3 separate regions of the Homo sapiens genome follow, and regions 1 and 2 are each linked to region 3. A link is a contact called in ENCODE Hi-C data. All regions are on one chromosome and are shown on one strand. The core of a region is the stretch at or near the end of the contact, and the rest is flanking DNA. Distances in the headings are between cores, read along the strand shown. Region 1 has its middle 35 kb from the start of ATP8B1. Region 2 has its middle 44 kb from the start of MEX3C. Region 3 holds the start of MBD2 (methyl-CpG binding domain protein 2).

Region 1 (2,746 bases), core at 117-2,616, 3.6 Mb after region 3:
CAGACTGCAGTTTACATCATCAGCTCCCCTGGTTCTCAGGCCTTTGGACTCAGATTGAATGATACCCCTGGCTTTCCCCAGCTGCCAGCTTGCAGATGGCAGATGGTGGGACTTCTCGGCCTCCACAATCACATAAGCCAATTCCTTATGATAACTCTCCTTCTCTTTCTCTCCTCTCCCCTCTCTATTTTGAGCTGATTATTTTGGGAAACTGCAACCACAGGAGAAGCTCTGAAAACAGAGTGGAAGTTACCTTATCATCCACATTACCCCAGGAGGACAGGATGACTCTAAGTCACTGGAGACAGTTATCCTTTATTGATGGAGAAGGCACTGACTTAAATCTCCATAACAAATCTTACTCTTATTTGCCAGTTTTTCCTGAGCATAATCAACTTTCCCTACACCCTTCTTTTTGTTTCAGCAGACATGGCATTTAAGTGTGAGTTCAAAGCCACCTCTTTGAAATTTACCAATTTCTCTGGGTATCTCCCTGTATACTACACGAGGTATACATGTTAATAATCTTCTGTTTATTTGTCTCTTTTTAATCTGTTTTTTGTTACAGTGGCCCATCCCAACTAAGAATTATGAAAGATTGAGAGAAAATTATCTATTTCCCTACATTTATAGTAATGTAAATAGCATAGCCACTCTGGAAAATATCAGTTTCTTAAAAAGCTAAACACTTGGCCAGGCACAGTGGCTCACATCTGTAATCCTAACACCTTGGGAGGCCAAGGCGGGCAGATCACCTGAGGTCAGGGGTTTGAGACCAGGCTGGCCAACATGTCAAAACCCCGTCACTACTAAAAAATACAAAAATTAGCTGGGAGTGATGGCAGGCGCCAATAATCCCAGCCATTCAGGAGGCTGAGGCAGGAGAATGGCTTGAACCTCGGAGGCGGAGGTTGCAGGGGGCAAAGATCGCGTCACTGCACTTCAGCCTGGGCGGCAGAGCAAGACTCTGTCTCAAAAAAAAAAAAAAAAAAAATAGGCCAGGCACAGTGGCTCAAGCCTGTAATCCCAGCACTTTGGGAGGCCGAGGTGGGCAGATCACGAGGTCAGGAGATCGAGACCATCCTGGCTAACACGGTGAAACCCCCTCTCTACTAAAAATACAAAAAATCAGCCGGGCGCAGTGGCAGGCGCCTATAGTCCCAGCTACTTGGGAGGCTGAGGCAGGAGAATGGCATGAACCCGGGAGGCGGAGCTTGCAGTGAGCCGAGATTGCGCCACTGCACTCCAGCCTAGGCGACAGAGCGAGACTCCGTCTCAAAAGAAAAAAAAAAATTCTGATCCCCGAATGCTCAGGGAGACTGATTTGAGTAATAATGAAACTCTGGTCTCCCACACAGACAGCTCTGCATGAATGACTCTTTCTCTGTAGAAATTCCCCTATCTTGATAAAACAGCTCTGTCTAGGCAGTGAGCAGGGTGAACCCGCTGGGCAGTTACAGCATGAGGCAGCCTTGTAGTGATGGCACAGTTGTGTATCTCGATTGTGTTGGTGGTTACAGGAAGCTACACTCGTAATAAGATTGTATAGAAGTACACACGTGTGTGCTTATAAAAACAATGAAATCTGAATCAGCTCTGTGGAGCATTTCAATGTCAATTTCCTGATTTTGATTTTGTACTGTAATTATTCAAGATGTTACCACCACTGAAGGAGGCTAGGTATAGGGTACACTGGGCCTCCCTGTACACTTTCTTTGAACCTTCTGGTGACTCTATCATTATTTCAAAATGAAAAGTCAAAAAAGAAATTGTAGTTGGGCTCTCAAGCTTAGCGTGTGGTCAGTGGGGAACCACACGGGTTCAACATGCGCATCGAGAAGTGTTATTTCTGTTCGGGGCCCATCTACCCTGGCTATGACATGTTGTTCATCCACAACGATTGCAAAGTGTTCGGATTTTGTAAATCTAAATGTCATAAACACTTTAAAAAGAAGTGCAATCCTCGCAAAGTTAGGCGGACCAAACCATTCCAGAAAGCAGCTGGTAAAGAGCTTACAGTAGATAATTCATTTGAATTTGACAAACATAGAAATGAACTTATCAAATACCAGCGAGAGCTATGGAATAAAACTATTGATGCAATGAAGAGAGTTGAAGAGATCAAACAGAAACACCAAGCTAAATTTATAATGAACAGATTGAAGAAAAATAAAGAGCTACAGAAAGTTCAGGATATCAAAGAAGTCAAGCAAAGCATCCATCTTACCCAAGCCCGTCTTGCAGGCAAAGGGAAGGAGTTGGAAGAGAAAATGGTACAGCAGTTACAACAGGATGTGGACATGAAGATGCTTCTTAAACATTTCTGTAACCATTTATTTTATGGACATTTGAAAATGCCCTTTGGAGACTTGGAACTGCTAAATTATTAGTTTATTTTTTACATAAGTTCATTTAAATGAAAAGTGATTAAAATATATCTCTCCTACACTGCCATCTACAAAACACAAGATATTACGGATGTTAGATTGCATCTCAGTATTAAATCTTCACTGATATGTGTACTTATGTAAATCACGAAAATTCTACTTATAACTGTAGAAGTGAATTGTGGACGTAAAATGGTTATGTCATCTGGATAATGGACTAGACAGCATTTGTATAATCACTAATGGCAAAAAATCATGGCTAGTGATGTATAAAATAAAATATTCTTTGCAGTAAAATATTCACTTTATTAATGTTATAGAAGGGGGGAGACAACAAGGAACTAACAATTTGTATGACG
Region 2 (2,754 bases), core at 117-2,616, 3.1 Mb before region 3:
TTTGTTTATCATATTACTTAAATAAGTACGAACATAATTTTTTATTTTTATTTTTTGAGAAGGTGTCTTGCTTTGTCGCCCAGGCTGGAGTGCAGTGGCGCGATCTCGGCTCACCGCAAACTGCGCCTCCTGGGTTCACGCCATTCTCCTGCCTCAGCCTCCCCAGTAGCTGGGATTACAGGCATGCACCCCAATGCCTGGCTAATTGTTTATATTTTTAGTAGAGACGGTGTTTCACCGTATTAGCCAGGATGGTCTCGATTTCCTGACCTCGTGATCCGCCCGCCTTGGCCTCCCAAAGTGCTGGGATTACAGGTGTGAGCCACCGCACCCAGCCATAAAATTATTTAACTTCTATATATTTTAATGGCTCTTAAGTAATTCTAAAACCAAAATCAGTGTACAAAGAAAACACCAAAAGTTCCTGAAAAACCACCCGAACTTGTTAGCACATTAATGTGACTTGCTATGTTGTTTTTCTGAACTCAAACACCATGAATGCTGCACTCAGTGATACCCAGGCTGTGTGGTCTGATGATGGGGCTCTTCCAAATCTTGCCTCTATTGGAAAAATTGCAACATTTCACTATACAGAACACTATTGTGGCGTTTACAAATGAAATCCTCTGCTCCGTCCTATAAAATTACTACTATTTGGCTCTGAGATCTCTAGACATACTTAGTTGTGAGAGTTGTGAGATGATCATCTGATGTCAGATGTGTTTACATTAATTTTTAAGACTTTAATTCAAATGAAAACTAAAAGTCTTGTAGAGAGGACCTACTGAATGTGTCTGGTATGAGTCTCAGGGTGTTTGGAAACTCCAGATCTAAAATTCTTGGATTTGAGACCCTGGTATTTCACTTAAGAAGCTCTTTACCTGCCTCTCCCTAGGCCTGGGTTTGACTCCAGCCACTCCCAATGCCCTGTGGGGCTGAGGTCCCCCAGACAGGCGCTGGGGACCTGGCTTGTTTTTGTTTTGCTTCTCCTGGGCAAGGCAGGTGCACACTACATGCTCAGTGCGAACTGAAACACAAAGTGCTGGGTGGCCGCTCAGCGGACGGTACTCCCTGCTCCCCTGTGGCTCCTCAACTCAGTCTGTGAAGGGTCCCCATGCCCCCAGGCCAGGGCTGGCCGAGGGGGGCTGGCCTGCTACCCAACTGATCCTGGTGGGGGGACCAGCTGCTCACCATGCCTCCACCAGAGGAAAAAATAGCAGTTCAGTCTTTGGAAAAAACTAGCGACTCACACGACCAGAATAGCAACTGAAGACGCTCTAAAAAACAGAAACACCTGCTTCAGAATTATGGCAGGAAATGAGATTTCAGAAATGCCACAAGAAGCTGGTGTCGCAGCTGCCCCTACCTCGTATTCCCCCAGCCTTCGCCCGCCAGCTGGGGCTGCCCACAGGGAAAGCCCCTTGGCCCACTGCCTGTGGTAGCCGCTGGATAGGGCCTGGCATGTGGGGTCAGGGCCCAGTGCCGCCTGCCTGGGGCTGTCTAGCAGCTGCCCCTGCCATGCTGGCTGCGGGCGAGACTCCACACTCCTGTGTCTGAGCCTCTTGAGTGGTAACAGAAACTCAGGGTGGACTAGTCACGGAGGAAAGGGGGATATGTGGTCTCCTGCGAGCCCCCTGGACTGAGCCTTCCTTAGGCAAACTGTGCAGCTGTTGGCTGAGCCTCTGGATTGATGAAATCTCTTGAGGGACTCCACAGGGCTTTCAAGGGAAGTGGAGGGGTGATGTGTTCAGTCTGGAGCAGGGGTCTCCAAAGTGGAGTACATACATCCCAGAGGGCTTAAGGAAAGAAAAATAATAGTGCATCTACTCAGATTAACATTTTGCTTCCAACATGAAAGAAAAAGCTGTGCAATGTTAGTAATTTTGAACGTTGAGGGACTCACGTGCCTTAGACGGCTGTGTAGGAGGAGTACTTTGTGGGAGGAAGAGCGGGGATTTCATCAAATTGCAACTTACATAGTGCCCACCAAAGGGAATTTAGATATTCTATTATCTATTTTTAAGTCAACTAAGGCTCCCAAAAAGGATAAGTGGCTTTAAAACAATGTTGAAAAGAAATCTTGGACTGAAGATAACACTAATATGAAATCATACCACGCAGCCCCCACATGGCAGAGCTGACCCTCCCTCCTCTGCCCCCAGCCACGTTATGAAATGAAAACAGCAGCACTTTCCTCAGACCTTGAAGAGTTGGCTGAAATTGCAATCATCCAGAAGACTATTTGAAATACGGCTTTACATCCATAATCATTCTGGTTGGATGTTGTCTGAAGTGCGTATTGTGCCAAGAGAGGGTAATAAGACATTTAAAATATTTTTAATTTCACCTTTATCTCATCCTTTTTACTCTTCTTTTTTGGATGTTAAAAAATAATAGCATGATAGTGCAATGTCACACGGAAGTATGCAGAAGTAATTTATAAAATTAAATAATCAGAATGTTTGGGTACATGAACAACTTTTTGTCCTGTGGTCAGGGCAGGCAATACAAAAACTCAGGGACCCCTGATCCAGCCAAGTGGATCTCAGGCCCACCCACAAAGTTTCTGATCCATTGGGCCTGGAATGGAACAGAGAATTTGCCTTTCTTTTTTTTTTTTTTCTTTCTTTCCAGTTAACCATTATTTCCTTCATTTTGTTTTCATTATAGCACGTTTGCTTATTTTACAGCAAGCAGAAAATAAGCTGGGTCTTGTTTTGATCCAAACATTGATGTTTTAAAAGCTGTACACAA
Region 3 (2,779 bases), core at 36-2,535:
TATCACACCCTCCCCAGGTGTGAGAACCGAAAATGTCTCCAGACATTGACAAATGTTCCCTGGGGAGCAAATTTTGGTCTAGGAGTCTAAAAACTTAGTACAGTGTGTCAGTTTCAAAAGAGTATATTCTGCAATACCAAGAAGTTCCAAAAAAACTTCAGGCATTCCAAATAGCTGCTTTATACAAAACTTTCTTGGATGAAGTAAATGAAACCTTGTTACTGTAGATAGCTCATTCTTCCACATGTGCATGCTTAACACTTGTGATGATGAATCTGGGACAGGCTGGGACAGGAGCCAACAGTGACTGGGTTTTATAGTTTCGATGAATTACACCTCCTTTTAACCCTTCAGTGGACTAACCATCCCTGCCAGGCTAACCCTTTCTTCGCAAACCATCTTCCCCGACGCCTTCCACATAAGATGCCCTCCTGCGGGCCCTCACCTTTTGACACTGCCTCCCACCGCACTGGGGTCAACTCTCACCCAAGGGTTCCGCCACCTTCCACCACCAAACCAGCCTGTCCCTGCCACATGCCCCCCGGGCCCCAGCGCTCATCCTCTGCCCAGGCCCGCTCTTGACCCCTGACCCCGGCCTGACCCCGCCACCCCCTCCCCGCCCCCAGGGAGGTACCTGAAGTAGTAGACATCGCTCTTGCCAGCACTTAGCCCAGATTTTCGGATCACTTCCTCCTTCTTCCATCCGGGGGGGAGGGCCGGGCAATCCATCCTCTTCCCGCTCTCCGTGGCCCGGGGTCCCCTGGGCCCCGGCCCCGCGCTCCCCGACGGGAAAGGGACCGGCTCCCGCCGGGGGGCGCCGCCGCCACCGCTGCCGCCGCCGCCGCAGCCGCCGCCGTCGCCGCCAAGGCCGCTGCCGCCACTCGGGGGACGGCCGCGGCCCCGGCCCCGGCCCCGTCCCCGTCCCCGGCCACGGCCCCGGCCCCGGCCACGGCCACAGACGCCGCCGCCCCGGCCCGCCTGCTTCCACCGCCCCCGGCCACGGCCGCCGCCCCGAGCGCCTTCCCTGCGCACGCCGCTCACCGGGGACGGGGCGAGCGCGCTGCCCTGGCCCCCCTGCTCTATGGCGGAGTCGCCGCCAGCGCCGCTGCCGCCCGCCGCACTCTCCCCCTCCTCCTGCTCCGGGCAGCAGCGGCCTCCCCCCGGGTGCGCGCGCATCCAGCCCCCTCCCCAGCCGGCGCTGCGCTTCTTCCGTAACCGAGCCCTTGGAATCCCGGAGACCCGCCCCGCCCGCAGCGCGGCGCGCGGGGGACGCGCGCAAGCATCATAGAGCGGGCGCGCACAGAGCGGCCCTCCTGCCCGGGGCGTGGCCCCGGCCACCGCCTCTTAGGTCCTCCAAGCGCTATGGGCGGCCATCTTGTCTCCGCCTTCTCGGGGCCACGCCCCCTCCCGCGCTTTTCCGGCCCCCACTGGGCGCGCGGAGCTGGGAAGGTTGGTCGGGCTAGCCACCAGCTGGGGGTGTCATAGTGACTGTGGTTAGTTTGTTTCAAACGGGGTAACCTCCACCATTATGTGATTTTACCTATGTTTGCTTCCCAATTAATGAATAACAAGCAAAATAGATCTTATATTACATACCAACTCGGCTATTCATTTAAGGGGGTGATAGCCCCTTTTCCCGCCCCTCTGCACAAAGCTTGCAGGGGAGCTTATAATGAAGGAATGAAGCAAAGTGTCCCATTCGCTGAATACCAGTTCCCTCCTGAGCCTGGCTTCAGAGCCATTGACAGATTCTCCTGGAACCTTGTAAGGATGTAGGAAAGGAAATGATAACTTGGAATATGCCCATGAGTCAGATGGGGCTTACCTCTAGATTCTCCTTAGAATGACCAGAATCCCTAAATCCATCTAGAAATTTCCAGATGTCTTTGTCTAATACAAAAATCAGTGGCCTTTTATTTGGTAAATATTCCATTATGTTGAAAGTCCAGCCTAACTTACTGTCACAAGCCTTTAGGAAACTGTGTGGTATTCTTTTCGGTCTGCCAACTTGAATTTTAGAAATGCATATTTTCTATAAGTTGTCGAACACTTATAGAAGTGTGCTATTGATATTCAAGATAATATATTATGAAATATTTGGAAGATTGAAAAATGTAAAGCACATGTTATCAGCCTGATGATAAGCTATCTTGGGTTTCTATACTCATATGCCCTAAAAACTGAGGACCAAGTTTAACGTATAGAAAAAGTTGATTAATATAAAGCAACAAAAATCTAAAATTAATTTGGTTTATCTTTGCAGTATATGCAAACATTAACTCATACACACAAACTTGTCTGTCTCTAAACCTGACCTTAGTCTTCTTTTAATGTCCTTTAGTTGAAAGACACTAATTTGTGGTTTCCTACAAGAAATTTAGAAATGTGAATGTAAAAAATCATCAAGAAATGAGTTCTGAGGAGATCAGTACTGGAGACATTCATTTAGAAGTCATCTGTGGGCCGGGCGCGGTGGCTCACGCCTGTAATCCCAACACTTTGGGAGGCAGAGGCGGGCAGATCACCTGAGGTCAGGAGTTCAAGACCAGCCTGGCTAACACGATGAAACTCCGTCTCTACTAAAAATGCAGAAAATTGGCTGGGCGTGGTGGCGGGCGCCCGTAGTCCCAGCTGCTCCGGAGGCTGAGGCAGGAGAATGGCGTGAACCCGGGAGGCGGAGCTTGCAGTGAACTGGATCACGCCACTGCACTCCAGCCTGGCAGACAGAGCGAGACTCTGTCTCAAAAAAAAAAAAAGAAGTCATTTGTGGCCGGGCGCG

What was found. A loop is a pair of places that touch in the nucleus more often than their neighbours do. Pooled maps may share reads with other maps.
Region 1: a loop to region 3 is called in a pooled map, with 5 times the contacts of the local background. The contact joins the enhancer-like site here to the promoter of MBD2 in region 3. A Hi-C loop is called at or near these places in 2 of 37 single-sample maps with no recorded cell type and 2 of 50 pooled maps.
Region 2: a pooled map shows a loop between it and region 3 (6-fold over the local background). The contact joins the enhancer-like site here to the promoter of MBD2 in region 3. A Hi-C loop is called at or near these places in 5 of 50 pooled maps.

What each region holds. Positions count from the first base shown.
Region 1 is chr18:57,836,650-57,839,395 of GRCh38, forward strand. It overlaps the pseudogene RSL24D1P11. Among named protein-coding and RNA genes, the nearest start is that of ATP8B1, 35 kb to the left of the region's middle. Within about 2 kb of position 1,367, at least 3 of the 41 ENCODE cell types and tissues checked have a DNase peak (open chromatin) inside an H3K27ac peak, as active enhancers do.
Region 2 is chr18:51,152,730-51,155,483 of GRCh38, forward strand. No RefSeq gene overlaps it. Among named protein-coding and RNA genes, the nearest start is that of MEX3C, 44 kb to the right of the region's middle. RefSeq lists an enhancer at 1,477-1,606. Within about 2 kb of position 1,367, at least 9 of the 41 ENCODE cell types and tissues checked have a DNase peak (open chromatin) inside an H3K27ac peak, as active enhancers do.
Region 3 is chr18:54,223,384-54,226,162 of GRCh38, forward strand. It overlaps MBD2 (methyl-CpG binding domain protein 2), which reads right to left and starts at 1,286. Exons shown (of 7, transcript NM_003927.5): 1 at 635-1,286. The coding sequence starts at 1,176. RefSeq lists a silencer at 987-1,376 and enhancers at 2,127-2,669, 2,670-2,779.